2 separate regions of the Mus musculus genome follow, and region 2 is linked to region 1. A link is a contact called in ENCODE Hi-C data. All regions are on one chromosome and are shown on one strand. The core of a region is the stretch at or near the end of the contact, and the rest is flanking DNA. Distances in the headings are between cores, read along the strand shown. Region 1 holds the start of Mrps22 (mitochondrial ribosomal protein S22). Region 2 holds the start of Nme9 (NME/NM23 family member 9).

Evidence for each region. Hi-C counts contacts between places; a loop is a spot of excess contacts on that map.
Region 2: a loop to region 1 is called in a map of v-Abl transformed pro-B cells, with 2.7 times the contacts of the local background. The contact joins the promoter of Nme9 here to the promoter of Mrps22 in region 1. A Hi-C loop is called at or near these places in 4 of 37 maps with a recorded cell type or tissue (left cerebral cortex and v-Abl transformed pro-B cells).

What each region holds. Positions count from the first base shown.
Region 1 is chr9:98,598,850-98,606,348 of GRCm38, forward strand. Mrps22 (mitochondrial ribosomal protein S22) reads right to left here and starts at 2,830. Exons shown (of 8, transcript NM_025485.3): 1 at 2,624-2,830. The coding sequence starts at 2,795.
Region 2 is chr9:99,453,907-99,461,388 of GRCm38, forward strand. It overlaps Nme9 (NME/NM23 family member 9), which reads left to right and starts at 2,337. Exons shown (of 10, transcript NM_001165957.1): 1 at 2,337-2,361; 2 at 5,784-5,887; 3 at 6,623-6,694. The coding sequence starts at 2,337.

The sequences.
Region 1 (7,499 bases), core at 1,580-4,079:
TTATTCTCTTTCCTTTGGGCATAATGTTTTTGTGGCCACTGTGTAAAGTTTACCCTTGGGTTACTCATATACTGGTATTTCTGCCCTCATACCTTGTTTCAATCTTGACCAGCATTGTAATGCTTATACCAAGATTCTCCTGGCTCAGGTTTGTGTAAACAGTTCTTACCATTTATTCTGTGCCTTGTCAATAAATGCTGACCACCCAATGGCTGAGCAGATGACGGAATAGGGTGGGTTGAGGTACCTCTGCCAGCCAAAGGAAAGAGAGAGGGAGAAAGCAAGATGCAAGATTCTGATCGGCCAGGAAGATGGAGGAATTGGTGCCATGAGGAAGGGGTCCAGAGAGATCACAGAAACACACATGAAGCCCAAAGAGCCAGGTCAACAATAATATGCAAGTAACAAGGAATGGGAGGTCGCCAGATTCGCATAGAAGGCATAGGTAGATCATTTAACTGCTTGGCTACTGAGGTGCAATTTTAAATACACTTTGGTTTCTTTGTGTGGTTACTGGGGACTAGCATTAAGGTAAAGAAATACAATCACTGGATTAATTTATTGCTAATATTTATATTAAAGATAACTCATTAACACTTTCCATTGGAAAGGTAAAAGGCCATGTGTTCCTGGGTTCCTCTTAGCCATCGGTCCCAAAGATACTAGAGCCTTGCAAGATCCTGGCCAAGCTCCTTCTCTCCTTATTCATAGTCCCACTGGGTACTTTTCTAGCTTTCTATGGCTTTAATTACATCCACCTGCCAGACTCTAAAATCCCAATCTCTACCCAAGGTCATCTCCACCCACTTCCCAATGGACATCTCACCTGTAAGCCAAGACTACCAGACCATAACATCCCTGCAACCTTTGCTTGTCTCATCCCTGCGGCCCTTACTACTCTCTATCACAGCGCAGTCTATCAGTCATTCAGTCCAGAGTCTTAAAATGATTCCTGACTCCTTCCATACCCAACACACTGAGCCAAAAAAAAAAAAAAAAAAAAAAAAAGCAGGTAAAATGATAGGACTGACCATTATTAACACATAGGAGATTTACTGTGCAGTGCTTGCTGAGCTAAATACACACCATGCTCAGAATATTCAGCTCTCACAGCAACCCTATAAAGCAGTTAGCCCACTTTTACAAAAAACGAATACTAGGTAATCGTCTCTTTTTAGATCTAGCTCCCACTGCCATTACTTTAGTCAAAGCCATGCTTGCTCCTTACCTTGGCTTCTCTGACTCTTTCCTGAACTCACTACAAACCATTCCCACAAAGATTCCTTGAGAGTGATCTGCTAAAAAACGCAAGCAAGATGATTTAAAGCTTTCACATTTAAAACTCGCATGGTTTGACTGTGTCCGCCACTGAGAGATTTAGTCTCTGTCCCAGTTAGGGTTTCTATTACTGCAATGAGTCACCATGGCCATGAGCAAGCTGGGGAGGAAAGGGTTTGGCTTACACTTCCACAGTGTAGTCGTCTATCGTTGAAGGAAGTCGGGACACAAACACAAGTTGCCCAGAGGCAGAAGCTGATGCAGAGGCCATGGAGGGGTGCTGCTTACTGGTTTGCTCCCCCTGCTTTCTTATAGAATCCAGGACCACCACCAGCCCAGGCATTGCACTACCCACAATGGACTGGGCCCTCCCACCTCAAACACTAAGTAAGAAAATGTCCTACAGCTGGATCTTATGGAGGCATTTCTTTCCATTCAGATAACTCTGGCTTGTGTCAAGTTGACACAAAACTAACGAGAACGTTTCTTTGAAGACCAAACTCCTGTGTTTATTCTCATGGTCACCCACAAGCTCCAGTAACTATATACATGCTCAGCACTACACTGTCTTGAGACAAGCTCACGCACCTGCTCGACTCTAGTGATCGTTTTTTTACTCCAGTGCGCCTCAATTTGTATCTAACTGTATACTGACCCTGGAATAACAAAGACATCTCAACTTCAACACAAAACAAGCAAAATTCCGCCTCCTTTCCCGTTTTTTAATTTTCATTTTACCGAGTCATCAATCCAAACTCAAAAATCAACCACATAAACTGTTTCTACCATTAATGTTCTCTAGCTTGCCACGAGTCTCCATTCAACTGCTTACCATCAAAACCTGGACACTTACTTAGACATTATCAATCCTAACTCCAAAATACGTTCCCCCAAAATACCAGCGTTCAGTTTCTTCTCTATACCTCTGCTTATTATGGTGTCCTCTTGTTCTTTTAACCTTAGCATGGTTAGCCTGGTGGCAGCGTTGCCCGTATTTTCCCTGGGATTCATCCCTATGCGTCCAACATAGTTTGAAAGGCAGCTAAGTGCTTTCCGCCCCCCCCTCCCCCCATGCCCGACGTAGCCTGGATCACAGAACTCTGCCAATCGCCACTGGGATAACAGAGTCCAGGTCAACCCTACAGCATGCCCCAAGCTAATGTAGTGTAATGCTTTGCAAGGGGCGGCACGCAAGCACTAGTGACTGAATGAATGAATGAATGAGGACTTAGATAAGTTCTGCAAGGACGGACGGAAGCCGCACGCAGTCTGACAAGCCGCCTTCACTCGTTAGAGCAAGCTCTAAGTTTCCCGGGCGCTCAGCAGAGTTCTGGCGGTCACTCACCTGCCTCGGAGCTGAGCAGGCGGCGAGGCTGCCCCACCTCGAATGGCTGGGGCCGCGTCGCGAGCAGAGCATCGGGGTGGCGCTGGGCTGTGGCCCGAGTACAGACCCGCCGTGCTCGCCGAGAGCCCAATTGGAACCTCCACAGCGACAACGGTGTTCTGACTGCAGCCATGATTACCAGACGCTCTTTGCGCCGGAATCGATAGAGCAACTTCCGGCTCGAGAGGTTTTTGTGCAGCATTCTGGGAAATGTAGTCTGGGTGGAGGCAAGGCGCCGCGGAAGCGTTTTAAAACTACTAAAATCTTTGTGCAAGCAAGGCAAGCACTGTATGGAATGAGCTATATGCCCCGCCCCGCTTCCCTCTTAGAGACAGTCTCTGCAGTCTTGACCTCAAACCCGCTGCAATCCGCTTTCTGACCTCTGATTACAGATGTGGGAATGAACTTTTTAAAGAATTTTTTTAAAGTAATTTTGTTTGTGTGTGCATGCGCATGAACTTGTATGTGGAGGTCAGAGGATAGCCTGGGAGAGTCGCCGCTCTCTTTCGACCCAGAGATGGAACTCAGGTGAAACTTGGTAGCAGGTATCTTTACAACCTGAGCAGGAATCTCACCAGCCCATTTACTTTTGTTTGTTTGTTTATAGTATTAGCTTTATCATTTGTATACAAGACATATACCACATACACACACATGCATACACACATAATACATACATGTTAAGAGTACATACATTAAGAAACAAAATAGTCGGGCGTGGTGGCGCACACCTTTAATCCCAGCACTTGGGAGGCAGAGGCAGGCGGATTTCTGAGTTTGAGGCCAGCCTGGTCTACAGAGTGAGTTCCAGGACAGCCAGGGCTACACAGAGAAACCCTGTCTCGAAAAAAAAAAAAACAAAAAAAAAACCAAAAGAAACAAAATAAGGGCTTGGAATTTAGCTCAGCACTAGAGTACTTGCCCTAGGTTCGGGTCCTAACAACACATGGGCACGTGCAACATCCCACCAACTGCTTATTCACAAGTACGTGTTTGAGTCTCTCGATGTGTGTACAGGTTTTTTGTTTTGTTTTTGTATTTTTTTCCTCTGTGCTCCTTTTCTCTTTTCTTTTTGGTTTTATGGTTCTGAATAATGAATGTGTATTGCCCTCCTAGACCTCTTCCCCCACTTGCGGGTTTAAATCCAACTGTTTGCAGTTCTTTCAAACTTTTCAAACGCACCCCAAATGTTTGTTCTTCATTCTGAATCCATAACCACCAATCACCTTATACCTTCCCTTCATCGGCCCTTCTATAATTTCTGGTCATTCTCCTTATTATCTGCTTATTTTTCTCACCACATGAAGGCTATGCCTATACATTATTATAATTTTACCTAGTACTGTTTATGTGCAGAACAAATACTTGTTGAATGAAAGAATGGATGGGTGGATGGATGGATGGAAGGATGGATGGATTGGTAAATGGATGGATGCATAGATGGATGGATGGATGGATGGATGGATGGATGGATGGATGGATCAATGGATGGATGGATGGATGGATGGATGGATGGATGGATGGATGGATAGGTGGGTGGATGCATAGATGGATGGATGGATGGATGGATGGATGGATGGATGGATGGATTGGTGGATGGATGGATGGATGGATTGGTGGATGGATGGATGGATGGATGGATGGATGGATGGATGGATGGATTGGTGGATGTATGCATGGATGGATGGATGGATGGATGGATGGATGGATAGATAGGTGGATGGATGGATGGATGGATGGATGGATGGGTGGGTGGGTGGATGAATGGATGGACGGATGGATGAGTGGGCACATGATTTCATTATATTCTTTTCTAGGTGACTAGGGAGTGCAATTCTTTTCCTTCCATAGATTAGTCAGCTTAAGTAAGCACTTTGCCCTAGGCCTGGCAGAAGAAAGTTGTTGAACAAATATGTGTTTGAATTTGCTGGATAGAGAGAGACTTAACTCCTAACCTCACCTATTTTCTTCCCCATTCCCCATTGTGAAAATTCATTTAACAAAATGGAGTCACTCCTAGCTTATCCCATTGTAAAGGAGTCTCCTCTCCACAGGAGACACTATAGCTATGAACACTTACTGCAAGAGCTAAACCAATCCGTTGACAAAGGCTCCCCTGCCTTTAAGAATAGTTTTACTTAGTAACAAGTACCAGAGCTGCTGTGACCGTTAGACTGGCTTACACAGTCATTTCTGAGGCTTGTCAGCTTTCTAAAGCAAAAAAGTGCCCCCCCCCCCAAAAAAACCCTATCTCCCTTCATTTCAAAGTGATTGAGACTATCTTAGTAAAACCCACAACTTTTTCTTTGTCCACTGAACATATCAGGGATCACCCCAGTTTTATGTACTCATGCCCCTGTTTCTAATCTTAATCTTTGTTCCCAAATAATTGGTTTTTTGGAAATTCATGCCTGTGTTTCTGTTTGAGTTTTAAAAGGTTATTTGCGTATTTATTTGTTTGATTATTTGTATATGTGAGTTTATGTGGCTATCTGTGTGCTCTAATCTATTACCTTCTTCCTGTGCACTTTACATGGGGGTCTGTCTCTACACTCGGGGCTCATGCTTTCTTGGACAGCCTGGAAGCCTCAGGGACCCTCCTGTCTCCACCCTCTCTATCAATGCTGGGACACATGCATGGGATATCCACCTGGTTACATGAGTTCTGGGACCTGAGCTTTGGTCCTCATGCTTGTGCAGCAAGTTCCCTTAACTCCTGAGCCATCAAAGGTGACAGCATTATGGACTCTACTATTGCTATTTGAATGGGAGAAGATGACAGCCCTAGGCTTGGCCTTAATTCAGGTAGGGGCTACTATCCTGATCTCCCTCATCACTCTATGTAGTAAGAAGTACCAATAGTGGGAGACTGAATCGGAAATACATGCAGCAGGCTCCCACCTCAAGCATTTTCTCTCAGAAGCAACCCTAGTCTTTCTTCCCCATGGCTACTGATAAGAAGAGAGGCCAAAGAGCTTATTTTTACTATATCCTGGTGTTGCAGTTACCATTCTATTACTGTGAAGAGACTCCATGACCAAGGCAACTCTTATAAAAAGAAACTGTTTCGTTGGGGATTGCTTACAGTTTTAGAGGATTAGTCTTTGATTGCTATAGCAGGAAGCAGACAGACATGGGCTGGAGCAAGAGCGAGAGCTTCAAAGGCATGAGGCAGAAAGAAAGAGGCATATGTGGGCTTGGCATGGGCTTTTAAAACCTCAAAGCCCACCACCAGTGAGTGATACACCGCCTCTAACATGGCCACACCTCCTAATCCTTCTCAAACAGTTCCACTAGCTGGGGACCAAGCATCTAAACATATGAAACGATGGGGGCCATTCTCATTCGAACCACCATACCTGGGCACCCTATGAATGGACAAGAGGTGTACATTTATAGAAGAGGAAATGAGTCCAGTTGTTGTATTAACTGCGTGTGGCACTGGAATGGATTAGTCCACATTTGGTGGATGACAATAGCAGAAATATCAAAATTCTACATGTTAGAAATTCGATGTCAGTGTCCAATGACCAAAGCCAAAGCATTGGCAGGTCCCTGCTCCTTTCAGGGGACTTACAGGAGAACTTGTCCCCATCCCTCCCAGCTGCTCATGACTACAAGTATTCTTGACTTGTGGGTGGACCACTCCTGTTTCTACTTCCAGCTTCTTCAGCTTCCCCCTTTAGTTTGTATCAAAAGAAAGTTTCTCTTTGTCCCTCTCTAAGGATATTCGTGGAATGAAGTTATAATCCTAGCTAGCTCGTATAAAATACACACAATCCAGGTATTTTATTTAAATGTTGTAAGCCCAGATTAGGCAGATTTTTAAGTTATTCTAATTTATTCCCCAGCTATAAAGTCCCTTGTTACTTGCTGATTCTCCTGGCCACATGTTCAAGGTCCCTCTCCTTTCATTCTAGCCTCTTCCATCTTCCTTCTTCTCTCCCCTCCCTTTCCCTGCAATGCCCCCCCCCAACACATTCCTCAAATCTCACCTTTCTCATATAATATAAGGGACACCAATTTTTGGAGCCCCTACATTTTATACTGGTGCAAATAAATCATGAAAGGCAGGATATATGTCAGAAAATATAAGTAAGGTGAGAATCCTTATAACTTAGTTCAATAATCAGAATTATATGCAGTTCTTAGGGTGTTATTAGATTTTCAAGAATCTCTTAGTGTAGTGACTGACCATCAATATGTAGAAAGAGTTGTTTTACATATAGAAACTGCTAAACTCATTCAGGATGATTCCAAAATAACTTCACTGTTTATTCAACTACAACAAGAAATCAGAACTAGAAATCAGCTATTATAACACATAACAGATCCCATACAGGTCTACTCGGCCTGCTAGCACAAGGTAATGAGGAAATTAATCAGTTATTGATAGGAAGTGTGCTAAAGGATTCAGAATTTCATAAAAAAAACAAAAAGCAAAAACAAAACCACCACGTTAACTACAAAGGTTTGAAATGGCAACTTTCTATCACTTGTCAACAAGCCAAGGGGATGGTAAAGACATGTCCCACTTATTCTATATAGAACCAATTTCCATTACCTACAGGGAGTAACCCTAAAGGTTCCCAAAGAAATGAAATGTAGCAAATGGATGTGTTTCATTTTACAGGGTTTAGTAAACTGAAATATGAAATACTATCGCACATATTCAGGATTTCAATGGGCAACTGCTTTAACTTCTGAAAAGGCTGATTCTGTAATTATGCATTTGTTAGAAGTTATGACCAGGGCTGGTGAGATGGCTCAGTGGGTAAAAGCACCCGACTGCTATTCCGAAGGTCCGGAGTTCAAATCCCAGCAACCACATGGTGGC
Region 2 (7,482 bases), core at 1,087-3,586, 850 kb after region 1:
GTTGTAATTTTCATGATCTTTTCGGTTGAATAATGTCAACCCAATGCCCTATATCTGTTATATTTCTCTTTGTCGTGACAAAATGCCAGACAGAAGCTACTCAAGAGAGTTGTTTATTTGGGTTCACTGTTGCCAGGATAGATAATAGAGATGAATGGCAATTAATGGCTACATCTTTGGCAATGAAAGCTTGCAGCTTGGCTTGTTACAACTGGGCAGACAGGAAACTGAGACCAGTCTGGAACTGGGTGTTGAACTATAGAACCCTCAATGCCTATCCTGACTGGCTTATAAGTGCCAACGTTGTTCAGTGTTGTAAAGGTCTCAGAACCTACTACAATGCCACCATTGGCTTGAGAGCATGCGTTCAAATGCAGGAGCCTATGGAGCGCATCTCACTGTGAAACTGTAACACTCCCTATGGAAACACATTAGTTAGAAGGAACAAGAAAGTCATTGTCTAGTGGAGGAACCTGGCTCACTTCCATGAGTAGTTAAGCCAGTGTGGTTTCTAACTCTAACGGGCAGATAGAAACTGTATCACTTGGTTGACTGGAATGAGGGCAGATCTCTGCAGCTTCTCTAACATGACAAACCAACCCAGGGATACACCACATGAGCCAAAGCAGCAGAAAACAGGCAGGCCGGACTGAGGGTCAGCCCACAGAGGAAATGCCAAACTGCCTCCAAAGAGTCAAGTGATGCAAATAAAACAGCTGGCGAGTGCCAAGTAGTGGTGGCGCACGCCTTTAATCCTGGCACTTGGGAGGCAGAGGCAAGCAGATTTCTGTGAGTTCAAGGCCAGCCTGGTCTACAGAGAGTGTTCCAGAAACTTTGTAGCATGATTCTACTGTGTGTGTGTGTGTGTGTGTGTGTGTGTGTGTGTGTGTGTGTGCACGCACACACATTTAGGCACACACCTGTACCAGTGCATGTGTCTGCCAGAGGTTGAAGTCAGGATGTCTTTCTCAGTTGCTTCTCTTCCTTGTGAAGTAGGGCCTGTAGCTGGACCTGAATCTCCCCGTTTCATCCCATAGGCCCCTGCATTTGAACGCATGCCCTCAAGCCAATGGTGGCATTATAGTAGGTTCTGGGGCCTTTACGACACGGGACACCTTTGGCACGTATAAGCCAGTCAGGATAGGCATTGAGGGTTCTATAGCTCAGCACCCACTTCCAGACTTGTCTCAGTTTCCTGTCTGCCCAGATGTAACAAGCTAGAAGGACTGGCCAGTGAGCTCCAGGGGCTCCCGGGATCTTCCTGTCTCTATCTCCAGACACACACAGCCATTCTCCACTGTTTACATAGGTGCCAAGGATCCAAACTTAGGTCCTCATACTTGGACAGTAAGCCCTTTATTGAGCCATCTCCCAGTCCCCCTCCCCGCATTCATTGTTCAGGGGTGATGGGATGTCAGATTGATAGTTTACTTTCAGATAACTAAAAAGCACCCCCAAGATATTCTATATATGGTAACTTGCTTTTTAAAAAGATTTATTTATGGGTGCTCTGTGTGTATGGCTGCATGTCAGAGAGGACATCAGATCTCATCATAGTTGGTTGTGAGCTGCCATGTTGTTTATTGGGAATTGAACTCTGGACCTCTGGAGGAGCAGCTAGTGCTCTTAACTGTCGAGCCATCTCTCCATCCCCTATATCATACTTTCAGGTACATGTTATTGTTTTGTAATTTTAAAAATGCTTTAAAATAAAGATGTGCTATATATATATGTATATGTATATATATATGTGTGTGTGTATGTTTATATGTGTGTGTAGCATATATACACATAATAAGGGAGTAGAGGAGAGGGATAATAATATTCATTTCCCTTGTATGCCATATCTCATATATATATATATGTATATGTATATGTATACACACACACACACACACACACACACACACACACACATATATATATATATATATATATATATATATATATATATATATCAGGACTCTTTATAAATAAGAAAAATGTGAGTGAATGGAGAAAAACTCCATAATTTCTGACACTGACTGAACATAGCTACAAAGGGAGCTGTACTATGCTGCTGCTTCTTTTAACACAAAGCAGCCTCCTCTATGATTCCTGCACAAATACATGCAACACTTTTAATGTCTGAGGATGGCACACATTTTTTGTAGGTTAATTATTTTTCCTGTCATATGGGGGGCGGGAGAAAGAAAGAAGATTGCCAACAGAAGTCATTTAGAACTGCATTTGGGAATATTGCAGAGAGAGAGAGAGCCATCTCTGCCCCTACTGACAATGCTTTTGATCCTCTCTGGCCGCAGGTCAACATCAACACCCAGGAGCTTTGGGAAGAAATGCTCGGCTCTAAAGGACTGACTGGTGATTCTAAATGAAGCCACTTCCCCTAAGCCATTCTTTTCGAAACCGTTCAATGATGCATGTGGAGAAGGGGCTACTGTGGGTGGTATTGTTGTAAGCCTGGGTCTCAGTCTCTAGGGCTACATTAGCCAGGGATGGTGGCTTATGCCTATAACCCCAGCGTTTGGGAGCTGGAAGCAGACTGACCAGAGTTCAAGGTCCACACGGCAAGTCTGAGGCTAGCTTGGGCTACCGTGACTCTGTTTCAAAATGTACAAACAGAAAAGGAACCAGCTGACTTCTTTGTGTCTGTGTGCACAGTGGTCCACCTTCTTTGTGTCTTCACTCTCCCGTTCAGTTACCTGCAGAGTCCCACGGAAAATTCCAAAAGTATAAGTACATCATTTTAAAATTTCGTGCCCTCCCTACGTTGTGCGTATCACTTGCTCATTATTCTTTTAGAAACCAGTTATCAAACTGGCTGTCTCAGTCCTTGAAATGCTTGTATCAGCTCCAGTCCCATCCAGCTTCTATTGCCCACTGGTGTCTTGAAGCAGAGTCCCTGAGAATACCAGGTACCGTCCATTGTACTTCATATAGTTGGGCATCAGTAAACTCAGCTCATTGAATGAGTCAGTACTGTCAGGTACAAGGGTTCTTCTCTTGGTTTAGAGCTGATTGCTGTACTCAGTTGCATGACCAGGCACAGAGAACCTTAATAATCTGATGCACAAAAGGAGAATGTTTCTGAAGGGAAAATGGGCTTTCCTGGAACTCCCAGGGTGGAGAATTAGACATCACAGAGAACTAACTGGAACCAACCAGGGACTGCACAATCATTGTCCACAGCTATCTTCTTTGTATCAGTTACCACTGCTGGGTAACACTTTACCCAAGCAATAGTGGCTTAAACACGGGCTACCTTCCAGTACCTGCAGTTCTTGGATGAAGTGCAGTCCAGCTGAGTGCTTCTGGCCCCGGAGGCTTTACCAAGGCTGTTTCTGTGTCATGGATAGATTTTCGCTTCGAGGCAGGCTTGCTTGCTTCCGAGCTCTTTTTATACGGCTGTTGGTGGATCGAGCTCACTCAGTGGTTGCCAGCAGGGTTCACATCCTCACTGGCTGTTGGCCGAAGATGTGATTTCTTGCCATTGGTTTCTGTGTGAGGCTTCTCACATCATGGTAACTTGCTTGCTCCAGACTGGGCACTGAGAGACCACCGCTGTGAGTCAGCCTTTGTTAACTTAGAAGTCAGATCCATACTCTATTGTGCTTATTAGAAGCCCATCATGAGATCCAGCCCACTCGAAAGGTCTGGGCCTGATATGATGGTGTGTACCCCAGGAGGCTGGCGTCTTAGAATTGACCATGATCTCCTGCCCGTGGTTCCTTCCTCTCCTCCAGGCAACTCTGCATCCTGTTATCCTCCTTTATCTACATCTCTCCATGACTCCTCAGCATTCAAGAGCACTCCCTCTCTCAAAAACCCCACTCCTTTCCAACCCCTTCCTTTACTGTTTCCACAGATGTGTCCTGAGCTGAGACGGCTTTCCAGAGCACATCCTAGGTTTCCCCTCCGTTTCTATGTTCTACTCTACGGGCAATCACAGTTCTCATTCCAATGCTCACCTCCAAAGTAGCCTATCTATGTGAAGTCTTTCCTGACCTCCACTTTTCCCTCCATGGGAGCCCCCTAAGGCTCTGACAAGCTCCCCACCATATTTCCAGTTTGGCACACCCTCCTGTCTGTCACCCCAGACTCTAAAACAACAGTGTTAACTTTTCTATCTGGCATCTGCAGCAGACTGACCCAAGCCTGGGGCCAAATGGAATCCAAATATTTCTAGTCCTGTTGATCCAGTGTGTGTGTGTGTGTGCGCGCGCGCACGCATGCATGTGCGTGCGTGTGCGTGCGTGTGCGTGCGTGTGTGTGTGTGTTGGCACACTCTCCAGTCGGAGAGATTATGAACCCTTTAGATGGTGCCAAGGGTTAACAGTTGTACCCATGCGTCTGCTTTGAGAAGGTAAAATCAGCTCTGGGGTGAAACAAACTATTACATTTTTACCAGTGGTGAAAGGACAAGCATCATGTATTATTTTTTTGAGACTCTGCTATGTGCCAGCTGCCCTGATAGGTGCTTACGTGACCATGGCTAATATTTCCTGAGCACTGACTATTCCAAGCCTCCTTTCAGTAGTTCAAGAGTGGAAAGCTCTTCAAAGACATCTTACTGGACAGGTTAGAGGAATGAACACACACACACACACACACACACACACACACACACACACACACACATCTCCTTTACAATGTAACCACCACAGGCTGCTTCCCTCTTTTCGCAAAGACTAGACCTTGCCTGGTTCCCTCTGATAGCAAAGGCTAGACCCTGCCTGGTTCCCTCTGATGGCAAAGGCTAGACCCTGCATGGCTCTGGTCCATATGAGTTGACTCAGTCTGTGCAGGTCCCTTACAGGCTTTACAGTTTGCTCCAATCACCAGGCGGGGGAGTGGCAAACCCAGCTCCAACACCCACTAGAATGGGCAGCATGAAAGAAACCCAAGTTCCCTTCTGACAGTCTCTCGGGTTCACCTCTTAGGAGAAAGATAAGTAAATGAATGCTGCTTTACCCAAAGCAGGAGGCTTTAAAATGTTATTTAGAAAACATACGTGTACGAGTGTTTTGACTGAATGTATGTCAGAGCACCATGTACATGCAGTAAGCATGGAGACCAGAAGAGGGCGCCCGATCTCCTGGAACTGGAGTAAAGGCAGTTGTCAGCTGCCCTGTATGTTCTGGGATCAGAACCTGGGTCTCTATGAGAGCAGCGAGTGTTCTTGACCACTGTGCCGTCTGAGCGGCATGAGAGCAAACGGCGGCTTTTAATGCATCAGGAGAAAAGCCACAGTTGCTATTATCAGTGGATAAGAGTCACCTGGAGGCTACTGGTCATCTGTACTGACCTACTTTGGGAGTAGTCTGTGTTCTCTTCAGATATTCACCGAGTAACACTCCGTGCCAGGCCTGATCCCCGAAAGGTAAAGGGGTCACCTTAAAAACAAGCTGCTGCTTCTTCCACCTGTACTCACTTCAGCTCTTCCTTCCTCACCCCCCACTCTCCTTTTAGACAGGTTCTCATGTAAAACAAACTCGATTGTAGTTGAGGATGGAGGGTCTTGAACACCCACCTGATCTTACTGCCTCTGCCTCCCAAGGGTTGAGATTACAGTTGTGAGCCACCGTACCCACCTGCTTCATTATATTTCAGATCCAAATTTTCATGTTGGAATAAGGGATGGCTATGTTTCGTGCTCAATCCTAATCCACTAGGCTTACACCTACCCAACAAGCACGTCCATTGCAGGGGTTAGAGGGATGAGAGCAGACTGTCACCATGAATGTGACTGTCTGATAAGCATTGTCGTTCCTTGCCTCCGGCAGTTGTGGACGTCTACCAGGGCTGGTGTGGACCCTGCAAACCCATGGTTAGCCTCTTCCAAAAGATGAGGATCGAGGTTGGCTTGGACCGTCTCCATTTTGCTTCGGTAAGATTCCCTCTCAGCAAAAAGTCACATAACAGCTTAAACAATTTAACCACAGAAGAAGCCAGGGCCAGGATGCTCAAGCTGCCTTTCAGATGGAAAGGCACCAGCTGTCACTGTGTCCTGTAGTTCCTCTAAACATACAAGCGCCAACCTCACCACCAAACTGTATGCAAACATGTCACTCAGTAGCATCTGCATATCTGTCTTAGTTGGTGAACACTGCTGGCTGAAATGTTACTTCCAGAACCCAGTGTTTCAAGACTTCCATCTTCTAGGTCATAAGGGGGATCTTTGAGCAAATGTTTGCTTAAAGTACAGGAATGGGAATTCCATAGAGATGTGCAAGAGACCCCACCGACACCCCAACACTGATGGATGATGAGGTTCATACACACTAAAGACAACAGGAGCCCCAGGGCTTATGCTAATCTCTCAGGAGGTCAGACTCCAAGGACCAGAGACAATAAAGGGGTTGTCTGAGGACCCTCAGGCACAACCACAGGAGGATGTCAGAAGGTGGGGTTCCCTGGACCAGTCAGTAGCTGGGTGGGGAGCCAGAGTCAGCTTCTCCCTTGATTCTCCAAGGCAATGCCGCTGACACAGCTGTCACCAATGTGTTGACCAGACAGTGAGCTGGGCTTCATCGGGAGGTGCATCATTGAGGGAGAGCGTGGCATTGCTGTGGCCCTGCACTAGCTGCACCTAGGGTGCCCGCTGACAGCTTGTTCTCTTTAGGCAGAGGCAGACCGCCTTGATGTTCTGGAAAAGTACCAAGGGAAGTGCGAGCCAACCTTTCTGTTTTATACAGTAAGTATCTTTGCGGACACAGAACGGTTGACTGCGGATCAGTGGTGTTCAGATAGATGAATCGGGTCTCAGGAGCCACCATGAGGCCTCAGACATACTAAAGGGTGATGTCCCTGACACACCCTCTAGACTGATTCACTCCGTTCCTGACCATGATGTGCCCTAAGGCATGGTCAAGGCACAGACGTGCTCATTCCTTTTCCACAGGAAATGACAGACTCATTGCCATGGTAGCCACTGGTGGCTGGACAGCCCTCCTAGGTGGCTGTGCATGGCAAAGGACACACATGTTGATGTGTTTATAAAAAGAGAAAGAGGAGGGAGATATGTTCTATGGAGGTGTGATGAGGTGTGGGGAGAGGGACCAGCCACACACTCTAGAGTGTAGCTTTACTCTCAAAGCATGCTCTCCAGATTTCTCTTCTCTGCCAAGGGGAACTTTTAGGGGGAAATGAATATATTATATAGAGAGAAACCATGTGTTTGCCTTGATAACCACAGTGTGAAGTGGAAGAAAGGCAAAGGAGCCCCCTGGGAACCAAAGGGTTCTGTGGTGACAGGTGACTTGGATGTCTTTGGATGTGCCATCCATGACCAGCTCCTGTTCCTTAGCGCCCACATTGCATTCCAGGGTTCCCAGGTTGAGGTTGCCTGCCAGACCTAGGAGGTAATTAGTGGCTGTGCTGATCTAGACTCAGCCCTGCCCACTCATGGTAGTCAGGGAAACCAGGGTCCTCTCTTCCAGGACTCTCAACAGCCAGGTCTCTTAGCCTCGGCACCACGTGTGT